3 separate regions of the Homo sapiens genome follow, and regions 2 and 3 are each linked to region 1. A link is a loop called in an ENCODE intact Hi-C map of the cell type or tissue named here. Cell type or tissue: PC-3. All regions are shown on one strand.

Region 1 (8,000 bases):
TCAGATTTTATCCTACACTTTCTTCTTTGTCATTCTAGGATAGTCAATTTACTTTAGGGCAGTAATATTTTCTTTTCCCTTAACACATATTTTATACCTTCCATAAAAAATTGTTCCTCTCTGTATTATGGCTCCTATGATCCTCTCATTCATATATAGTAATTAGAGCTTTTAACCACAGTAAGTTCAATTTCACAAAGAAAACTAAGAAGTAGTTAATTTTAAACTGTCATATACCAGCATTTTGAATTAGACCAGCAAAACCTATAAATATACATCTTAGGACTTTTTTTATAGCCATCCACATTCTTTATAGTGCAAATTCTAAGGTACAAAAATGATTGTGTGTGTGTGTATATATATATATGTGTATATGTATATGTGTGTGTGTGTGTATATATATACACATATATATACAGTCTATCTCTGTAAAAATATTAAAAATGAGGCCAAAAGTATATAAATTTAAATTATGCTCTGTATTTAATACTTCAGTATTTTTCTTGCTTAGAAATGATCCAGTTATGCAATGAATATCCATTAAATAACATAATTTGGCATATGTTCAGAGTTTTAAGTTACCTAATGATCTTGAAAACTATCCTCAAGTTTACCCACTGCAAAATATGATTGTTGAAATAGAGTTGTCAGAATAATGCTTTAATTTGGTTGAGCACAAATTTACAATTTTTATGATCTTAATGATCTAGTAGATGCAATGCTATCTTAGTCAAACAGTAAACCAGCATAACCTGAAGAAGAACTATCCAAGTGGGGTAAAATGCATATCTGTTTTTTTATTTGACACGGGTAAATCAGAAGACAGTTGATTTATTAAACGAAGCATATTAAATTAGTCTTGTTTGCAAACAAAAATTCCTAAATAAAGTGGTCAAAGTCTTAAAACATGTTAGTTTCTAAAGGCATACTTTTAGGCACATTGAAAGTTTTGTAAGTCCAATTCCCTGAAGTTTTAGAAAGTTTAATTAATAGAAGTGCTTACATACCTGTAAACCATTAGGATAGAGTTATTTGAAGTGATAATATAACCTAATTTGATAACACCATAAAATGTAGGAAAGTACTGCATACTCACAAATATATAAACGTGATAAACGTGTGTGCAGATGCAAAAGGCTTATTACTCAATGTTTCGCATCTAAAAATTGCTCTCTTCCTAATAGTTATGCTGGAGTATCAGCACTAAGCTCAGCTGGGTAGTAAGAGATCTTAGTAAGACAGAAAAAGGTTGGGATAAAGGAAAGTCAAGAGGTAGGTTATCAAGTTTCACCACCGTACAATTTTTGTATGCTGAGGCAGTGTAAGGTGAAAATAAGTGGTAGAATGTGTTGTCTCTATGTCACCTAGGAATATTATAGGATTTTCAAAGATAAAATGATTCTTTCCTTCGCTCTTTGAGACATTGAGAATTTTGAGGACAAAAGAGAAGGTTCCTGGGAGAAAAGTTACTAGAGAGACTGAATTTTGGACTCATTTCCTTTGATATTTTAAGGGCAGTTAAGGAAAGACAATTCTGAACTACATTTAAAAGGTTCTTTTAAATAATCAAAGTGAAATTTACATAACTTATAAAAAATCAGATTAAAGTATTAAAGTATATAATTCAGCAGCACTTAATGCGTTCACAAGGTTGTGCAACAATAGTTTCATAACTTTTCATCATTAGAGTAGAGCCCTCTGCCTACAAACTAGCCAATCCTAAATCTTCTCTTTACCTATTCTCTGGAAACTGCCGATCTGTTTTTCTGTCTCTATAAATCTGCTTATTTTGAATATTTTATGTAAAAGGAATCGTACAATGTGCAACCTTTGTGTGGTTTTTTTCCCTTAGAATATTGTTTTTAGGGCTGGCCCAAGTTGTATCATTATCAAAATTTGCTGCTTTTTATGGCTGAATAATTATTTCATTGTATATATGTACCACAATTTGTTTATCCATTTGTCTAATAATATAGATCTAGGTTGTTGCCACTTTAGGCTATTATGAATATGAGACAATAAACAATCATGGACAAGTTTCTGCATGTACACATATTTTATTTCTCCTGCACGTATACCTAGGAGTAGAATTCCTGAGTCCTATGATAAGTCTATGTTTAACTCTTTGAGGAACCATATAACTGTTCTCCACAATGGTTGCACCCTTTACATTCCCATCAGCAATGTATAAGACTTCCAACCTCCACATCCTTACCAACGTTTATTTTCCATTGTTTTGGTTATAGCCACCCAAGTGTGTATAAAGTGGTATCTCATTGTGGTTATAATATGCATTTCCTTAATTGTGAATGATGTTGAACATCTTCCCATGAACTTCTTGGATGCTTATATCCTATTTGGTGAAATATCTATTCGAATCATTTGCTTGTTTTTGAATTGGGTTGTTTGAGGTTTTTTGCTAGAGTTATAAGAGATTTTATGGATTCTGGATATTCAATACTTATCACACATATGATTTGCAAAATTTCCCCCAAGCCATAAGTTGAATTTTCACTTTCTTGACAATATCTTTTGATGCATGAATGTTTTAACTTTTAAAAAGTCAGGTTTATCTTTTTATTTTTAACTTTTTGTGTGCATGATTACAGTGTCAAATCTAAGAATCCATGCCAAACCTGAGGTCAGGAAGATTTACCTCTATATTTTCTTACAGTGTCTTACAGTTTTAGCTTATTAATTTAAATATTAATCTATTTTGAGTTAAAATTTTTATATGGCATGAGGTAGGGGTCCAACCTCATTCTTTTGAATATGTTTATCCAGTTTCACAGCTCTGCTTCTTGAGTGAATTGGTCATTCCCCATGGTCTTTGCATTCTTTTCAAAAATCAATTTTAAATTTCTTTCTGTATTATGAAGTCTATTCCACTTGTCTATATATCTATGCTTATGTCAGTTCCACACTGGTTTGACTACTGTGGCTTTGTAGTAAGTTTTGAAATTGACAATCATAAGTCCTTAACTTTGTTTTCTTTCAAAACAGTTATGGCTACCCAGAGCCACATGAAATTCAATAAGGTCCAAAATGGTGGCATAGAAGAAAGCAGGCTTCATTCCCCAGGCCCGCAGAAACCCAAAACAAATATACAGCACTGAGATTATTATTAGCAACGTTTTATACCTCAAGTATGAAAATGAGTCAGTTTCTGTGGCCACAGAGAAGTAGAAAAAAAAAAAAACCCTCCAGCAGATGGTAAGACATTCAGACTTCTACATTCACAATGCACTTCCCTGCAATGTGCCCAGCACAAAGCCTGTGGAAAATTTCCCGAACTCACGGTTTCTACACGGGAAAAAGGGAGATTGAGACAGACAACCAATTTCCCCAATATATTGTGTTCTCTGGCAGGAGAACTGTTTCTGCCTCAACCCATAGGAAGCACTGAGAATGCCTGGAGGGATAAATATTCCTTAGGACTGCCAGAGACCAAATTGGGAGGTGGGATGACCATCCACAGCTATAAAAACTCTGCTCCATAATTCGGATGAAAAAGATGCCAAATCAGAACAGCTGTTCAGTAGCACCACACTGTTGAAAGTTTGTTCCACAGGTTCCCTGGGCACAAACTCCTGGGAAGCTTTCTGGCACTCCAGGGCATTCTTTTGGCACCTCCCACATTTGGCAATGTGATTACTAGAACCAAAGCAAACCTGGGCTTAAGGCACCATCTAGTGCTGAAACAGAGGCAGTGAGCTGGTGGGGAAAAAACAAGATCAACAGGTAAATTACAAAGAGTAAGCAATTGTATCTAATTAAAAAAACAAACAAAAAAGCCAGACAGAGAAGACTGAAAGAAAGAAATAACCCTTTAATGCCAAATGTGGGTGAAAATCCACAAAAAAACTACAGAAATGGTGAATTGTCACCTCCCCAAATGAACAAAGCAAGGAACTAGTTACTGACCCTAACGAGATAATGATATGTGAACTCTCTTACCAAGAATTCATACAGCAGTTTTAAAGAAAATCAATGACCTCCAAAATAACACAGTAATGCAATTCAAAAACTTATGAGACATTTAACACAGAGACTGATATACTAAAAAAATCAAAGAGAAATTTTGGAACTGAGAAATATATTCGCTGAACTGAAAAAAAATCAAAGGCTCTCAACACTAGAGTGCATCAAGAAGAAGAAAGAATGAGTAAGCTCAAAGATAGGTTATTTGAAAACAGAAGAGAAAAAGAAATGAAAAGCCATAAAGATTGCAAACAAGATACAGAAAATTACCTCAAAAGACCAGATCTATATTAGGTGGTTAATGGCTAGGTTAAAAAAAAAGAAAGAAAAAGAAAAAAAGTCAAAATTTAAGAATTATTAGTGTTCAAGAAGGAGTTGAGCAAAAGTAAGGTATAGAAAGCTTATTCAAATAAATAATAACAGAAAACTTTGCAAAAGTTAAGAAAGAGATAAATATTCAACTGAAGGACGTTCAGAAAACACAAAACAGATTTGAGCCAAATAAGACTACTACAAGTGCATAATAATCAAATGCTCAAAGGTTAAGGAAGAAGAAAGGATTCTATAAGAAGTAAGATAAAAGAAGTAAATAACATATAAATGACCTCCAATTTGTCTGGCAACAGACTTGTCAACAGAAACCATACAGGACAGGAGGGAGTAGCATGACATTTTCAAAGTTCTGGAAGAAAGAATAAAACTCCTATTCCGCAAAGCTATCCTTCAAATATGGAGAGATATAGTGTTTTTTAGACAATGTTTGGGAAATTTACCACCATCGGACTCATCTTCCAAGAAAAGGTACAGAGAGTTCTTCAATCTGAAGAATAAAACACTAACATTAAAAAAAACCTCCAAGATATAAAACCCACTGGTAAAATTAAATACAAAAACAAAGCAAGAATACTCTAATAATATAATTGTGGTGTGCTATCTATTCACAAAGTTAATATAAAGCCCAAATGAAAACTCTATCAAAAACAATAATATGTACAGCAACGTGTTAAGAGATAGGCAATATAAAATATGTAAATGGAGACAACATGAAGTCAACATATTGGAGAGGAGGGGGAGAATTTATAGTGTAGAGGTTTTTTTTTTTTCCATTTGCTTTTTGTTTTCTATTCTTTTCTATGTGATCTAACATGAATTGTCATTTCTTTTAAATAACTTGGTATAAAATGTGTTTTGAAAGCCCCATGGTAACCACAATGCAATGTAATAGGTTCACTAAAAATAAAAAGCAATCAATTAAAATATACTACCAGAGAAAATCCCTTAACCGCAATGTGAGACAGAAAAACAAAACAAAACAAAAACAACGAAGACAGGAGTTACAAAACAGCCAGAAAACAAGGCACAAAATGACAGCACTAAGGCCTTCCTTATCAGTACTAACTAAATGTAAATTAAAATTTAAAAATTTAATAGGACTCAATTTTCCAATTAAAAGGCATAGCTGTGTGAATGGATTAAGAAACAAGACTGAACTATTTGCTTCCTACAACAAACCTACTTCATCTATAAAGACAGGCAGACTGGTTGTGCATGGTGGAAAAAGATATTTCATGCAAATGGAAACCAAAACAGAACAGACCAAGTTAAAAGACTGTAAAACAAACAGACAGACAGACAGATTGTTAAAACAGAGAAAGAAGGTTACTATATAATGATAAAAGCGTCAGATTAGCAAGAGGATATAACAATTATAAATACCTTTGCACCCAACATGAGTGCTCTCAAGTATATGAAGCAAACATCAATAGATTTAAAGGGAGGAATATACTGCAATACAATTTATATAAAGGGAATTCAACACCCCACGATTAGCACAAACAGAATATTCAAAAAAAAAGTGACAAAGAGATAGCAGAGTTCAGCTACACACTATACACACTGGACCAAATAGGTCTAACTGACTTTTTTTTTTCTTTAGAGACAGAGTCTCACTTGGTCACCCAGGCTGGAGTGCAGTAGCAAGATCACAGCTCACTGCTGCCCAAATTCCTGAGCTGAAACAATCCTCCTGCCTCAGCCTCCTGAGTAGCTGGGACCACAGGCCTAACTGACTTTTATAAAACATTTCACCCAACTGCTAAAGAATATACATTCTTTTCATAAGCACATGGAACATTTTCCAAGCGAGATGATATCATAGGCCACAAAACAAGTCTCAAGAAATTAAAAAATATATAGAAAGAATATCAAGTATTTCTAACCACAATGGAATAAAACTGGACATCAATAACCAGAGGAACCTTAGAAAATGCAAAGACACATGAAAATTAAACAGCATGCTCCTGAATCAACAACGGTTTAATGGAGAAATTAAGAAGAAAATTTAAAAATGTATTGAAATAAAAATGGAAATACAACATGTGAAAATCTATGGAATACAATAAAAATAGTACTAAGAAGGAAGTTTATAGCAATAAACACCTACATCAAAAAAGTTAAAAGACCACAAATGAACAACTTAATGATGTATCTCAAGGAACAAAAAGAACAAGAACAAACCCAACCCGAAATTGGTAGAAGCAAAGAAATAAGAAAAATCTGAACATAAATAAATAAATTTGAAACTAAAAAATACAGAAGATCAATGAAACAAAAGTTGGTTTTTTGAAAACATAAACCAAATTGACAAAACTTTAGCTAGGCTTCCAAAGTAACAAAAAGCCTGGGCACAGTGGTTCACACCTGTAATCCCAGCACTTTGGGAGGCTGAGGTGGGTGGATCACTTGAAGCCAGGAGTTGGAGACCAGCCTGGCCAACATGGCAAAACCCCATCTCTACCAAAAATGCAAAAATTAGCCAGGTGTGATGGTGCACACCTGTAATCCCAGCTACTTGGGAGACTGAAGCACAAGAATCATTTGAACCTGAGAGGCAGAGGTTGCAGTGAGCAGAGATTATACCACTGTACAATGCACTCCAGCCTGGGTGACAGATTAAGATCCTGTCTCAAATAAATAAATAAATAAAATAAGAAAACATACCAAATAAATAAAATCAGAAACAAAAAAGGATGTATAACAACTGAAATAACAGATTTAAAAAAAAGTCTTTAGAGATTATTATGTACAACTGTATGCTAACAAATTGAAAAACCTAGAAGAAACTAAGAAATTCCTGGACACATATAGCGTACCAACATCGAACCATGAAGAAATAGAAAACTTTAATAAACAAATAACAAGTAACAAGATCAAAGCTGTGATAAAAAGTCTTCCATCAAAGAAAAGCTCTGGACTTGATGACTTCAGTGCTAAATTCTACCATACATTTAAGAAGAATTAATACTATTTCTACCCAAATTATTCAAAAAAATTGGAAAAGATCTGAATACTTCTAAGCTCATTCTATGAGGCCAGTATTGCCCTGATGTCAAAACTTGACAAGAATACAACAAAAGATAAAACAACAGGCCAATATCACTGATAAATATAGAAGCAAAAATCCTCAGCAAAATACTAGTAAACTGAATTCAACCACACATTAAAAATATCATTCATCATGACCAATCATCTACACATGCAAGGATGGTTCGACATACACAAATCAATAAATGTGATACATCACATTAACATAACCAATAACATAAAACACATAATAATTTAAATAGATGGCAAAAAATTAATAATGTTCAACATCCCTTGATGATAAAAACCCTAACAAACTGGATATAGAATAAATATACCTTAAAATAACAAAGATCCTGCATAACCAACCCGTAGCTAACATCATACTGAATGGGGAAAAATTGAAAGACTTTCCTCTAAGATCTGGAACAAGACAAGAATGCCCACTTTCACCACTTTTATTCAACATAATTTTGGAAGTCTCAGCCAGAGTAATTAGAGAAAAGAAAGAAAGAAATGGCAGCAAATGGGAAGGAAATAAGTCAAATTAGCCATGCTTACAGACAATCTGATGTTATACTTAGAAAACCTAATGACACCATCAAAAAACAAAACAGATAAACTAATTCAGGAAGGTTGTAGGATACGAAATCAAC
Region 2 (8,000 bases), 180 kb after region 1:
TCTGAAACTGAATCGGTAATAAAATCCTAACAACAAAAAAAGCCCTGGATCAGATGAATTACAGCATAATCCTGCAGACATACAAAGAAGAACCTGTAATAATTCTACAAAAACAATTCCAAAATATCGTGGAGGAGGGATTTCTCTCTAACTCATTGTATAAAGCCAGAATCACCCTGATACCAAACCCTAGCAAAGACAATGAAAACAAGAAAACTACAGGCCAATATCCCTGGTTAATATAGATGCAAAAATCCCCAACCAAATTCTAGCAAACCAAATCCCGAAGCACTACCGAAAGTTAATTCATCATGATCCAGCAGACTTTATTCCTAGGATGCAAGGTTGATTCAATATACTCAAATCAATAAATGTGATTCACTACATAAACAGATTAAACAAAAACCATACGATCATCTCAATAGATGCAGAAAAAGCTTTCAAAAAAATTCAACATCCCTTCATGATAAAAACCCTCAGCAAACTAGGCATCAAAGGAACATACCTCAAAATAATAAGAGCTATCTATGACAAACCCACAGCCAACTTTAGAGTGAACAGGTAAAAGCTGGAACCATTACCTTTGAGAACTGGAACAAGAGAAGGATGCCCACTCCCTCCACCCCTGTTCAACATAGTACTGGGAGTCCTAGCAAGAGCAATCAGGCGAGAGAAAGAAATAAAAATGTATCCAAATAGAAAAAGAAGAAATCAAACTGTATGTCTCTACTGAAGATATGATTCTATACCTAGGAAACCCTAAAGACGCTGCCAAAAGGCTCCTGGTACCAATAAACAACCTCAGTAAAGTTTCAGGATACAAAATCAATATACAAAAATCAGTAGCAATTCTATACACAAATAACATTCAAGGTGAGAAACAAATCAAGAACATAATCCCACTTATGATAGCCACAAAGAACTCCAAAACACTGCTGAAAAAAAATCATTGATGATGCAAACAAATGAAAAAACATTCCATCCCATGGATTGGAAGAATCAGTATTGTTAATAGGTCCACAGTACCCAAAGCAATCAACAGATTCAATGTTATTCTTATCAAACTACCAATGTCATTTTTCACAGAGTTAGAAAAAAACTATTCTAAAATTCATGTGGAGCAACAACAACATAAAAAACCCTGAATAGCCAAAGCAATTTTAAGAAAAAAGAACAAAGCAAGAGGCATCATATTACCTGACTTTAAACTATAAGGCTGTAGTAACCAAAACAGCATGGTACTGGTACAAAAACGAACATAGAGACCAATGGGACAGAATAGAGAACCCACAAATAAAGCCATATCCCTGCAGCCATCTGATCTTCAACAAAGTTGACAAAAATCAGCAATGAGAAAAGAATTCTCTGTTCAATAAATGGTACTGGGATAACTGGGTAGCCATATTCAGAAGAATTAAACTTTGCTCCTACCTTTCACCATATACAGCAACTAACTCAAGATCAATTAAAGGTTTAAATGTAAGAACACAAACTACAGGAATCCTGGAATAAAACCTGGGAAGCACCATTCTGAGCATCAGCTTTGGGAAATAATTTATGTGTAAGTCCTCAAAAGCAATTGCAACAGAAACAAAAATGGACAATTGTGACCTAATAAAATGAAAGAGCTTCTGCACAGCAAAAGGAATTATCAACAGAGTAAAAAGACAGCCTACAGAATGGGGGAAAATGTTCACAAATTATGCATCTGACAATGATTTGATATACAGAATCTGTAAGAAACTTAAATGGTTCACCAAGCAAAAAACAAATAACCCCATTAAAAAGTGAACAATGGACATGAACAGACACTTTTCAAAAAAGATATACAAGCGACCAACAAACATATGAAAAAAGTGTGCAGCATCACTAATCATCAAAGAAATGCCAATCAAAACCACAATGAGATACCATCTCACACCCATCAAAATAGCTATCATTAAAAGTTAAAAAACAACAGATGCTGGTGAGGATGCAGAGAAATGGGAATGCTCATACACTGTTGGTGGGAATGCAAATTAGCTCAGCCCCTGTGGGAAGCAGTTTGGAGATTTCTCAAGGAATTTAAAACAGACTACCCTTAGACCATCAATCCTGTTACTGGGTCTATATCCAAAAGAAAATAAATTGTTCTACCAAAAAGACATGCACTCATACGTTCATCCCAGCATTATTCACAATTGCAAAGGCGTGATATTAACCTAGGTGTCTATCAATGGTAGATTGGATGAAGAAAATGTGGTATATATGTGTATATACCATGGAATACTGTGCAGACATAGAAAATATGAAGTCATATTCTTTGCAGCAACATGGATGCAGCTTGAGGCCATTATCCTAACCAAAATAATGCAGAAACAGGAAACCAAATACCCCATGATATTACCTATAAGTGGAAGCTAAATGCTGGGTACTTATGGACATGAAGATGGCAATGATAGACACAGAGGACTACTAGAGGATGGGAGGAGGAAGGGTTAATTAATTATTGGTTAGTATGCTCATTACCTGGGCGATGGCATCACTCGTACCCCAAACCTCAGCATTACACAATATAGTCATGTAACAAATCTGCACATATACCTTCTGAATGCAAAATACAAGTTGAAATTATTTTTAAAAATTGGATCTAGATAGATCTCACATAAAAGCATCTACCGTTCTCACATTCAATCCCTCCGAACTGGTCCTTGTCTCCCTCTTTAACCACATGTCCTACAACTCACTCTCAGGTATTATTTTTCTTTTCTCTGTTACACTATGGTAATGAATGTTCAATAGATACTATGTACTTTTAGCTTCTCAAGCCTTTCCATACACTGCTTCTCCTGCGATTTAATTTAGATTACTTCTACCCATCCTTCAGCCACTTACCTCTCCAGCCTTGTTTTATTCTAGAAGTCCTCAGCAATCCTTCTAGATGCCCTCCCTCTCTCCTTGCTCCCAACATCTCTTAGGATAGCACTTTTCATAGTGGCAATAGTGAGTTTTTGATGGTATGTCAATCTTCTCTTAGCTGGGGTTTTTTGTTTGTTTGTTTTGTTGTGTTTGGGTTTGGTTTTTTTTTTTTTTAGCATTTTGGTATTTCTTACACTAGCAGAGTTCTGGGCATGTAGTGGCTGCTTAGAGTATGTCAAATAAAGTTCCTTCTTATTTTTCAATCCTTTTAATCTAATGAAATTCTCATTCGACTTTTCCAATCATCCAGTATTGAATAGCATTGAAGAGCTTAACATCACCTGCAGACATGCGAGAACACAGACACTTCCTCCATCTGATCTTGGATAATCAGATTAAACAATGAGTATCAACACTGATGCCTGAGGGATTGTTCTTTTCATGCCTCATCCATCCATTCACTTCCAAAGAGATGGAAGTATGAGATCTATGACAAAACATCCTTCCCTTTTCTGACAGTTGCTCTTTTATAAAAATCTCTTCTTTGAAGCCCTGTCCAAGGTTTTGAAATTCAAAGTATACATCCCTATCATGTTTATTGGCCATCTCTTTTTAAAAACAGCCAAATATGGTTTTCCCTGGTTACCTTTAATCACATAATCTATTTAACTGCTCAATATTAGTGTACTTTATTTGCAAACTGGCCAATTGGTTCACTATCTCCTGTGTCAATCAGGGAACACATGAGAGTATATAAACCATTTCAGAGAACTAAATTTTCATATTTCAGAGGAGGGAAGAGCCTGCTGTCTTTGAAGAGTTAATATGTGTCTCTGAGCATCTGCTTTATTGCTAGAGCTACTTGAGTACTGCGGAAAATCTAGTTTAGAGTTTGGGGATGTTGCGAGATAGATAATCTCTTCACACATTTGTAAAGTGCATGCCACAGCACGACATAAAATTTGTCAAATTGTGTTCATTTGTGAGAAGAGTCCTGGAGTTAGACCTCCTTCTCAAAATTTCTATTCTGTCATCTCTGAAATTTAAGAAAGGTTTCAAGACCAAGTACTGTCAGTTACATGTGATACCGTACCAGCCACCAGCGATAAATCACACTTGTAACTGCTTGAGGTGCATTTACTCACAGATGATATATGCTTTACAATTCATAGCAAGCTTTACAACTCATCTGATTTGAAGTAGGTCACAAAGAAATGTTAGCGTTTCAAAACTCAATCTTTTATGTGTTTTTTTTCTGTCAAAAAATCTTGTTATTTATAGCACTAAAGGAGACTTTTGGGATGATATCATGTAGTCCCTTCATTTTATGGATTAAGAGGCTGAGACCTGGGAAGGTTAATTGATTTTCCCAAAGTCTCAGAGCTAGTTAGTGGCAGAGCCAACACCAGAATCCATCGTTTTCCTGTCTCAAAGGCTTTCTTTCCACTATACCAGGCTGCCTCTGGTCTCTGACTATGCAAACCAGACTTTTGAAGTGCATTATTAAAGGATTATCTGTTCTACCCTAAGTGGCAGGGTCAACAATAAGATTATTAAATTTTTATCTTGCTCAGAGCTCTCTAAACTGGGAGATTCTCATCTGCCAGACTTAATCTGCCAAAAAAATATGCAGGGGGAAGTAGTGAGCACACGCAGTAGTCACAGAACTAGGCACTGAAAGCCTTTAGTTGGGCAATCCCTGGCCCAATTTCCAGTCTAATATTGTTGTGGTTAAAAAAGCATTTCTTCTTTCCGCTCATGCTTCCATGAAAGCCTGCACACAGCCTGGTCTGAACCTGCACAGATCGCTCCTGGAAGTGCCTACACTCTGACATCTGCATAAATGTCAAATGAATCTGCCGTATGATAATGAATACAAAATGAATTAATAATGATATGTGAATCATGAATACAATTTACAGTTCCTCAGACAAAATAGTGTCTTTTTCAGCATGTACCTGCATAAACTAGCTCCTGCAGGCCTCAGGCGAAACCTCCCGACTCTCTTCTGGTGCACCACCGCCATCTATTGACATCAGAGAAGGATGGCAGCCTTCCTCAGCGCTTGTATCCTGTGCTTGCACCGCTCCCTGTCAGCACCTGCCTCTTACTAACAAACAAAAATTTGTTTGAACTTATTTTAAAGTGTTTTGCTCTTCAAGGGTGAGCTCTCCTCCTTCTTTGAGCTACTTTTGTTACAAATAACTTAAAACTACCCCAGGTCAAAAATACTTGGCAGCTTGTTCTGTCACACCCCCTGATCTAAACACTGTATAATCTGATTTTTAACTCAAAGCAAGTCTTTGTTTAAAAACAATAATGAAACAACAACAACAACAAAACGATGCATTTTTTTCTCTCTTGCTATTTTTAAATAAACTTTCTTTATGGAAGTCCTCCAGGTTATCAAACACTCTCAGGCTTTCTACACTATCCCCCAAAATAAATTAAGCACAACTAAACTCTTCAGAAAGACATTAAACTCATAAGGGGTATTAGCTTTATTCCCTCCACTCTGTAGTAATATTTACTATTTCTTGTCCACTGCCTCCAATTTTCCCCCAGCATCCATTTTTTTCTTAAGTATGCCTAAATTCCTCCTCTTAGAGCTAGGGATCATGAGGAAGGATTTCCTGTTTTTTTGTTTTGTTTTGTTTTGCTTGTTTTCTTTTGGTTTTGTTTTTTTTTTTCAGATGTGGGTCTCACTACGTTGTCCAGGCTGGCCTTGAACTACTGGGCTCAAGTGATCCTCTTGCCTCAAACTCCCAGATAACTGGAACTACGGGCACACACCAATGTGCCTGGCTAGGATTTACTTTTTGAAAAGATTATCTTGACCTCTAAGAGAAGAAAAGAGCATAAAGGAAGTGTGGAATGAGGAAAGCCAGTTAGGAAGCTTTTGTGGAGATTCATATAAGAGATAACTGTGCCTTCCCCAAGTCCACTAATAACAGAGGTAGTAAGAAGTGGCAGGATTTGGGATAAATTTGGAAGGTAGAGTTAATATGCATTGCCCATGAATTGGGTATGAGGTAACAGAGAAAGAGAAGACTTAAAGACAACTTCTTGACTTTTGTCCTAAACAATTGATTTGGAGAGGAGATCAGGAGTTCTATGTTAGACATTTCGAATTTGAGATTTCTACTTGACATTCAGATAGAGGTGTCTGGTGGTAGGGGGTCTATTCAACATGTTAATTTCCTTTAGGAAAATTAACCTTTCCCAAAATGTGTAGTCCAGGGAGAACAATAAGTTAAGATACTTTATTATATCTTTATTGTTCATACGACTAGAGTTGTAGACAAATGTGTTATGCGTGAGGCAAAAGAAATTAAGTAAAAGAATAAAACATTCAGTTTCTTTTATGGGAAGTTTACATAAATTGTGTAAACTCTTTACCCAGTGCTAGAATTCACCTGAAAGAATGAGAAGCTCTTTTAGAAAGAAACCCCTCTGCTATCTCTGGATTGTTCTTTATGCTTTGTATGCTCTGATGTTGGCATAAAAAAATGGAAATAACAATGAAAGCAAACATGATGTTCTCTCTCGTTATCTGTGCATTGTGGGAGAATTTGATCACCAAACCTTTAAGGACTTCTGGCTCTGACCCTCTGATTCTGTGATGGTGCATAACTAGAACAGACCAAGTATTTATTTGTAACTAGTCCGCCCTGTCAAACTTAGTCCATTTATTTTCCAGATAACAGTTTTCATAATCATGTCATCTTTAAAAAGTATTTACTAAGATTTAGGAAGAAAGGATGCTGTTGCCAAGTAGCCAGACTCACAGAAAAAAAAATGAGTTAGGCAGAAAATGAAAATAAAAGTTCCAAAAGAAAATTTTCAAAATTGTCATTAAGAATATGATGTATGAGTCCAAGTTTAATTTTTTCTGATAAGATATATCCATATTTTAATTTTTAAACTTAATGCAGAGATTTAAAAAAGACAGGGGCGAACAAATATTGTTATCTCACTTCTGGCATCACACATTAACCGAATATGTCCATGGCAGTGCATTGAAAAAGCCCAATGCTGGCATATCAATTATGAATTTACTAAATGTATAGACAGAAGAAATAAATTGCCAAAGGTTTTGTGATGTAGATTATTTAAATAAAATCATTTAGAAACAAGAGTCAGTGCATACAGAAATAAACTTTCATAACAAGCAGGTTTAAGAGGCAACTCATTATGAGTAGAAAACATTCCTAATTTCATCATATTAGCCATTTACTGTTGGTTAAATCACAACTCTAGAAATTCCACTTAACCCTTCACTCTCTTTGCTACCATTCCCAGCTGTTTCATAAATTCACTTTTCCTTCTTGCTTTTAAACTCTCTTGTACTTTCCCATCAAACTTCCATTCCACAGATCACAGTGCAATTTTCACTTTTTCTTCTTTTCTCCTAGACAAAAGGAGGCTGCTCATCTGATCCTTTTCACTGAAACAGAGGAAAGAGAGTCTAGTAGCTTTAACAAAATCTTTTATTTTATAGGTCAAAGTCATTCTATTCATACACAGCTGACAAAATTTCAACCTGTGAACAAAATACTCCATGTGCTTCTGCATGATTTTTGCATTTTTAATTTCTATTAATATGGTGAAGGTTTATGCATAGGTATTTTAATGTCCATTCAAGGAAGGAGTGTTGGAGATAGGACCACTGGCAAAAAAAATTTCTTAGATAACATACCTTCATTTCTTTGTGATCTAACATCAGACATCAATTACAAATCCAACTTACAGATGTCTAAGATGCACTTAGGAATAAATAATATGTATTTCCAATTGACTTCATGTTCTATGTTGCATTTCATCTTAAGTTTGTCACTATCTCTATATATTAATGGCAAAATAAGTGGCAGAATATTTTAGCAAGTTTCTTCCGCAACTAAAAGCAAACATAATATGTTTATCAGGTCTATGAGAGAAACTACTGTTTATCTCCCAATTTGTATATGCCCTCTCTTCTTTTTTATACTATTAGAAAGTTTAGCTGATCATATGGCCACCTAACATAAAGACTACATTTCTTAGCATCACCGTACCAAAGTGTGGCTATATGACTAAATTCAGAGCAATAGGGTTTAAGGAAA
Region 3 (8,000 bases), 360 kb before region 1:
TGCAGCACTTTTATACTCTTAGGCAGGAGGAATAACATTTTTTTTTTCAACAGGCTACCAGCTATGTATCTTTAGATTGGAAGCTTGTTGTAGTTGTATTTCTGAAATAAATGCGGCACAGGACAGTGCCTGAATATAATTTGGGGATAATTGAAAAAGGCAAGGAAATCATCCCTGATTAAATTTGTAAATGGCTGTCTGGAGAACCATTATAATTTATGAGGATTTGTTGCTCAGAGAGTAAATAATACCAGTGACAGCATTTCCTCAGAGAACAGAAGATCAAATCGGTTGCAAAGTAAGTGCCAATACTTCCTCTCAAAAACACAGCAGAGGAGACAGTGGTAATAAATGATGCTCCATTTGTTTCAATGCTTATGACCCTCCTGGCTGCTTAAGAGCAGAGACAGGATTTAACTCTTGCATTGCAGTGAGACTACTACATATTCCTGCTGCATACAATGGTCTGAAATTCTTGAAGAATGTAAACAGATTAAGTAAGTTGTTTAGGTAAGTGGGCCACTTATGAACACACCTGCCATTCTGACATATGGACAAGTGTTAACTAGTTTCATGTAATAATCTTTTTTATTTATCCTGTAATGATAATGGTGATAAAACTTCATGCAACACTTTAGAAAGATGACAGGACCCTTGCAATTAGCATTACTGTGGGTGCCTGGTAGTGCAGACTGGGTATTGAAAAATATAGTTTGTGGTCCAGACTTCAATGCTAACCCCAAATCCAAGGTTCAGATTCTAGCAAATTTAATTCTACCTTTAGCTCTCCTATGGCATATAAACTGAAAGCTAGGCAACTTGTCATTCAAATGAGTTTTTAAAAATTGAGACCCTGGATCTCACCATTTTAGAATCTGGTGGTGTCAGCACATATTAAGAACAATTTATGAAACCTTGAAATGCTATTGGTCAAATGTTAGCTGTATATACTGGTGCTGCCACATTAATTAATACATGCCCTTTTTTTTTTAAACAGGCATTTGTTGTATGAGACAAAAGTATTATTCTATTCAGCTAGCAATATCTGGCCTTTGTTGATATCTTAGTACATAGCTTTAATAATCATTTGACATTTAGTATTTCCCAGCTAACAACGGAATGCAATGATTCATATCTGTTGAATGGATTATAAAATCCTAGAGGGCAGTCATCATGTTCTACTTGCATTTTACTAATTGATTAATTAATCTGAACAAAGTTAGGATGTAGTTGGATTAATAAATACAAGACTGATTAAGTCAAGTTTGCACTTAATGGGCACAACACTATATATATTTGTTAGTTATTATTTTTCTTTGTTTCAGTAAATTAGACAAAATTTGGTATATAATATACGTAAAACAGGCAATACAGTGCTCATCATAAAATATATTATATAATACATGTAGTTTCCTTTTATTCATGCACTTAATTTTATGTATTCATAAAAGTGGTTGTATGGAAAACATGCACCCCTCGTTCTCTCTAGGCAAGATGTTTGTTTTCACGTAGGTGTAACAGATACAGGAATTGTATCATTATAAGTAGTACTTAGAGTGAACTTTCTGTACTCTCTATTCTATCTGTAAGAGCCAACACTGAAATTCACATATGCATGCTAAGAATGTAAGAAAGAAGAATGAGCTCCATGCATTTCAATGGGAAAAGAACATCACGATGAATTGCTTTAGTGAGGGATAAAGTAACACAGGTCCAACTTCAGACAACAAGGATGCTGGCTTCTCATTTTGCATTTTACAACCATTTGTCCAATTTTTTTGGTTGATTGCACTGAATTGTTTTGTTTTGGAAAAACAGCAATAGATTAAAAGAAAGCTCTCTGCACAGAAAAAAAAATAAGCTTCAGAGGAGAGAACAAAAAAGGCATTATTAATATAGTTAGTTATATAATTATTCTCCTTACAATTTGTTTCTTAGGGCCCAGTAGCAGCTTTCTGAACTCACTTTGTTGGCCACAACACTTAATGGATTATCACACAATCAAAGCAGTCTAATTTTATCACACAAAATTAAAGTATACCTGCTATAAGGAAACAAGCAAATACACAAGCAAAGATATGAAGAGAAGTCAGCAATACTTGAAAATTAATACCATTTCCTAAAATGCCACGTGTGCAATAATTCAAAGTAAATGACAATATATTATACTCTAAGTCCATAATGTTAGAAAATAAAAGCCTAGTTGTTGCTTGACTTACAAGAGCAAAACAAGCTTACGGTGCATGGGTCCGTGTTGTTTGGCAAGTAGTCAATAAAACTGTACCTTATGACTTTCTCTCCTAAAGGTTCTAATCAAAACAATTTATTTCAGGCATGTAAACCCTGCTTTTCAGACTGTAGCTATTGTCAGCATGTACAGCAGCATCAGCAATAACGGATGCAATTTTTGGATTGAGAGTCTCAGAGCTCCCCCATCTGTCTCAGTAATGGTTGGATTTCATATGGATCAATACAGCATGTCAACTCTAGTACAAGGATTTTCCCTCTAACCTTTATAATAGCAATTTCTATGCATCCAACCTTGTCCAGCATAAAAGCAATATTTGAGGATATTATGTAAAGGAGCTGGAGCTGACAGAGCTGGAAGGACATTAACTACCAGTACCCTAATTGCTAGGGTCCAAGCATTCAGACATTATAGCCCATTTGAAACCTTAAACTTCAGTAACAAAAAGAGAACATGTTTTCATACAAGTTAACTTGCTTGCCTCTATGAGCATAGGACGGTGGTAAAGAAAGGAAAGAGATCTGTAAACAAAGCCACTGCTTATTTTTGTGTGAGGGATATTTGGATGCTCCAGTTGGTTCTCTGAATGTATTTCTCTCTCATCAGCAATGAGATCGGAGAATTGAATGTGATGTGTTTGTCTTAGTAAAAGGTATAACTAGATCCTGGGGGGAGACAAAGTGTTTTGCTTTGTTTCTGCTCCAGTTCTCTACTGAGAAATAAAACCAAGAGGATTCAATTCTTTTTTCTGCAATGGACTTATAGCTGCCATGACTTGCTGCTCAGAGCCACAAGGTGCCGATTGTTATGTATCACTGCCCCTTAGTGGTTGGCCAACAGCAAACCTTTTTAATACCTACCCAACATCACAGGTTTATAGGTATATAGGGCATGCAGGCCCTCCTCTCTGCTTCTTAGAGCAGGCAACAGAGACTTAATGTGCAGACCTGCCCTTTTCTAAGATGATGCTTTGTTTTCTCTGTGTCTGTGTAATACAGAGAAAGAGCAAGTATTCTGGGATCAGACAGAGCTGGAATTATATCTCCCCTCTGCTATTCTCTAACTGAGTGATCTTGGGAAACTCACTTAACCCCTCTCAACTTTATTTTCTCCTTCCAAAATGGAATTAGCAACTACCTTGCTAAACCAGTGCTGTAGGATTAATTTAGAAAATGAAGGAGAATGGCTAGCAAATCATCTGTCATGCCTTCTATTATTGTTACTAACATGATGCTGATGATTATGGTCATGAACATTTATGAAGGATGTGATCTTCCCACTATTACGAGACCAAAGAAATGTATGAATGCTATATAAACTGTACTGTAGTCTCTATGAAGTTACTAATGTAGTCTGCCTTGATGAGTGACTCTAAGAACAGTACAACAAAATGGTTCCTGCTTTCATTCCAGATTATAAATTAATTTAGTAGTTGTGGTTTGTGGGTTAGATTATGGTTATGTGAAATAAGATTTTAATTCAATTTGCCACATATTTTTGGGAGCCTATTGCACAAAATGTGCTGTTCTGTGTAGTCATTGTACAAAGAAAAAAGTAAATGATGTATGTGTTTTTATACAGTTTGCAAGTCAGTGGATACAACAGAGATATACATTTACCTAAATAGAAATTAGACAGATTTATAGCAAGTGCTGTGGGATTATAGAGGCAAAAGAAGTCAATGTCACTCTCAGAGTAGTTTTCATAGAGATGGTGATATCTGTTGTGGTATATGAAGCAGTATTTTTAGAGTTGGAATAAAAGAGGAAACATTCTAAGTAGGGAAGTAGTAAAGGTGAGTACTTCTCAAAAGAATGTATGAAGTAGTCAGAGAATAATGAAAAAATTAAATGTAGAAAAAGCTTGAGTTATGTGTTAGAAATAATAACAAATAAGGGTTAGCAGGATAGATTTTTGGAAGGCCTCGAATACTGTGCTGAACTTTTAAATGGTGTACTATAAGCATTAGGGAGCCATGAACTAATGTATTTTACATTTTAGGGCTTTTATCTTATTTCGGGAGAAGACAATGCGAAAATGTGTTTCTTCAATATTATCTTTTATATCAAGCTAAATTATTTATACTCATGTTGAAGGTCATGAATTATTGTATACAATGTTGATTTATCTTCTCTTTAAAATATTGCCATTTTCATTTATAATTCTTTTCATTCCTTTTCAACAATCAAATCTTCCATTGGCCTATCATTTTATTCTACCTGTCAATGTTGGCTGGTTATGAATATTTTTCTCTACTCCTAAATAATTTTATTCTTCCCAGAAAACAAATGGTTACTGAAGCAGAGAACACTGTGAATATCCAAATTGAATCAATCTGCATGTGATGTAAAACCTTGGACTATATTATGAAGATGTAAAAATTATAAAGGAGCACTGAGACATGAATGAAATTCCCCAGAGAATCATTAGATGATGTATCAACTTGACAAAATATACCCAAGTATTTGTCTATTTCTGTCCGTCATCACTAACACTTCCCAGATCCAAGACATCATCATTTCTCACCTGGACTACTGCATTGGCTGAAATTGAAAATCTGAACTTCCTGGTTTGACTCCTCGTTTGACTTCTCATTTCATTAAAAATAAAATGTGAACTTTTATTCATGTTTTACAAGGTCTTAATAATATCTGTAAACTCACTGCATACTCATACTCCTGTGCAGTCACTCCACTTTAGTCAGGTTTTCTTGTTTTTTTCTAAAAACTAAACCCTTTTCTACCTCAAGCCCTTTGCTTTATCTTTCTTTTCCTGGAACATTGATCTTCTTCAAGAGCTCACTTCTTCACTTAATCAAATTTTTGCTTCAAATCCTTGGTCCCAAGACTGGTCCTGACCATATAAGGTAAAGCAACTCCTTTCCCTGTTCTCATCGTTTCTTAATTCCAGCACATCATGCCATTTTATTTCCTTTCTGAAATTTATTGCAATAACAAATTATTGTAACTTTTCTCTATTTACCTTTTATAGTCCATCTTACAAAATCTCAGTGAGAACAGTCTGTTTTATTTATCTTTGCATCCCCTGTACTTTAAACAGTGCAGGCACATGTGTTTGTTAAATATTGGTTACATGAATGAATTAATTAATTAATGATGCATGAAAGCCTGAACCACATGGGAAGGAAAATGAAATAGAAAGAAACCGAGAGGCTAAAATCAACAGGAAGAACAAAAGAGAGTGGGAGATGGCTCAATGAGGAAAGTGTGAGTATCACACACATCAACATGGTAAGATAGGAAAAATAAAGGAGACATAGCTAGTACCCAAATGGCCATATTTATAGTCAAGGATAATTTCAATTCAATTTGCCAATGAATAAGTGGGAGGTCTTGGAATTAATTCTCCCCACTGTAAGTGCATAGGCTCTGGGGAACCAGTCAAAGGAAGTATGAGACATATAAAGAAGTAAAAAGAAGTATAAGCAGCCTCTATACCTGGTACTCAGGTGGGTGCAGGAAAAAGCAATGTGGGCCTATGTAGCTGGAAGGCTAAAGTTATATTGCAGGATGTCCCCACAGAGCTTATAGCAGAGTTCTGGCAAACAAAGGAGGAGGCATTATGAATTAGAAACCCTGGCATGAGGTGTTGTGGTTCTAATTTTAACAAGCTAGATTCTAATATAAAGCCCCTGCTCTATAACAGAGGAATGAAAAGAGGGGAGATAGCAGAGAGAGGAGGAAATGGCATAAGGAAGGTAGGACCAAGGTCCTGGAAATGAAAAGATACTATGCATGCTGTTATTTAGAGAATTCTCTCAGGTGGGTAAGTTAAAAATCAGTACAATCAGATAAAGAAGCAAAGTCAGAATTAGAACAATAGGTACTTGATATTGTGTTCTGACGGCTGGTTTAAGCATTTCTCTGAACCACCTACTTAAGGCAGGCGCTAGTGTCTGAGCTGTCTCTTTAGGTGTGAGTCAAGTGTCTTAAACAGAAGGGGATAACTATAAAATCTGGAAATCACATAGGTCAGGTGAAAAGGTAGGAGATACTCATATTCTAGTCCAATTTGTTCTTTTTTTTTGAATCCTGTTGCAAATGACAATATTGTCTGAAAATGACTTTTAAAAATAGCATTAACAGTGATAGTTGTCACACAAACTTGTTTACAGACACTCTCCCTCATTTGGCACATACCTACAGGAAGATTTTTTAGCTGGGAAAATAGATTCATGTGGCCCAGAGTGCTAATATAAATGCTGATCTCCTGAATCTGTGAGAGCACATGGCATGAATAGTAACACAAGGTATTACAGGCTTTATGCATGAAAAATGCCTGTGATTAGAGATAAGTTCATGGGGTAGAAAAGAATGTGGAGACAGAATTACAGACTTAGTACAGGAAAATAGATTAAGGTTGAGAAACACTAAGATAAAAAGATTTGGCAAGAGTTTGAAATGCTTTTCAATTCATGCAAATAATCGACAAGGGGAAGTGAACAGGTTGGAACTGGATAAAACAACAGATATTAGAGAAAGACAAAAGATCAGACTCAGGGACAAAATATTAAATAACCGCCTATATCTTGAGTTACAAGTTATCTAAGAGTACAAACTGACTTGAAAATGTTCTCAGTAATGTACAATAAAAACAACAACCAAACAAATAACATTAGTTGAGCAAGAAAGGAAAAATCAACGTGGCTTTAGTTACTAATTGTATCCAAATGGAAAGTAGAGATTTCTGCAAAAAAAAAAAAAAAAATCCACTGTAAATCTCAAGTGGAGCATTTATGGATAGATTTTACCTTATGCAGTTTAAAGTTTGCATTCGACAGTCTTTTTGGAAGACGACATGTAGATCGAGATCAAATCCTTATTAATGATACTATAGAGAAAGACAGTGATGATCCTCAATCCTGAAAGACTTGGTATCTCCAGCTTCTCTAATACTGAAACATCATAGACTCTATATCTTGTCCTCAAGGTGGTTCAACATGAGAGATAGCAAACTGAAGTTCATTTTTATGGATGTTCATTAGATATGAGGGCATGAAGTAAACAAAAGGGGAACATTGTCTATATAGTTAGCTATACATTTCTTCAAAGCAGTCCTTGGCTCAAAGATTTCAAAAACAGTAAATGGTTATCAAATGATGACATAAAAGATTAATCTAATGTTTGTAAATGACAACGTATATAGCATAACATTGTAGATTGCAATATGTGTATGCATACAATGTTTATATGTCTAGTTATGGTATCTAATCTGTATGTTATCTATAAATATTAATTTTTTTTAATATAATAATTTGATCAGTATTCATATACAATATAAATTGAGAAATTGAGAATGAATGATAAATTCACAGAGAACAGTGATTGTTTTGGTCACTATATACATGACGCAATAAAAGATTGTCAATAGGTCAGGCGTGGAGGCTCACGCCTGTAATCCCAGCACTTTGGGAGACCAAGGTGGGTGGATCACAAGGTCAGGAGATCGAGACCATCCTGGCTAACACAGCGAAACTCACTCTCTACTAAAAATACAAAAAAATGAGCCGGGCATGGTGGCAGGAGCCTGTAGTCCCAGCTACACGGGAGGCTGAGGCAGAAGAATGGCGTGAACCCGGAAGGCAGAGCTTGCATTGAGCCGAGATCCCGCCACTGCACTCCAGCCTGGGCAACACAGTGAGACTCTGTCTCAAAAAAAAAAAAAAAAAAAAGATTGTCGATAAATGTACTCAATAGATGGATAACTATCTCCAAAAGCATATTGAAATACT

The links. A loop is a pair of places that touch in the nucleus more often than their neighbours do. Peaks named below come from ENCODE experiments on the same cell type or tissue, not always from the same donor. Only the 100,000 strongest peaks of a DNase experiment are listed, where the experiment ranks them.
Region 2: it touches region 1 in a loop (3-fold over the local background); 4 of 110 quality-filtered maps call a loop at or near these places.
Region 3: a loop joins it to region 1, with 12 times the contacts of the local background. A loop is called at or near these places in 4 of 110 quality-filtered maps.

The regions. Positions count from the first base shown.
Region 1 is chr4:27,857,170-27,865,169 of GRCh38, reverse strand. No RefSeq gene overlaps it. Among named protein-coding and RNA genes, the nearest start is that of LINC02261, 640 kb to the right of the region's middle. In PC-3, a CTCF peak has its summit at 3,698 (motif pointing left); a DNase peak (open chromatin) is centred at 3,649; H3K27ac peaks cover 468 bases.
Region 2 is chr4:27,681,625-27,689,624 of GRCh38, reverse strand. The region is part of intron 1 of LOC105374548 (a long non-coding RNA gene); the gene reads right to left. Among named protein-coding and RNA genes, the nearest start is that of LINC02261, 470 kb to the right of the region's middle. In PC-3, a CTCF peak has its summit at 4,930; a DNase peak (open chromatin) is centred at 4,924.
Region 3 is chr4:28,220,280-28,228,279 of GRCh38, reverse strand. The region is part of intron 2 of LOC105374557 (a long non-coding RNA gene); the gene reads right to left. Among named protein-coding and RNA genes, the nearest start is that of MIR4275, 600 kb to the left of the region's middle. In PC-3, CTCF peaks have their summits at 2,882 and 3,082; a DNase peak (open chromatin) is centred at 3,069.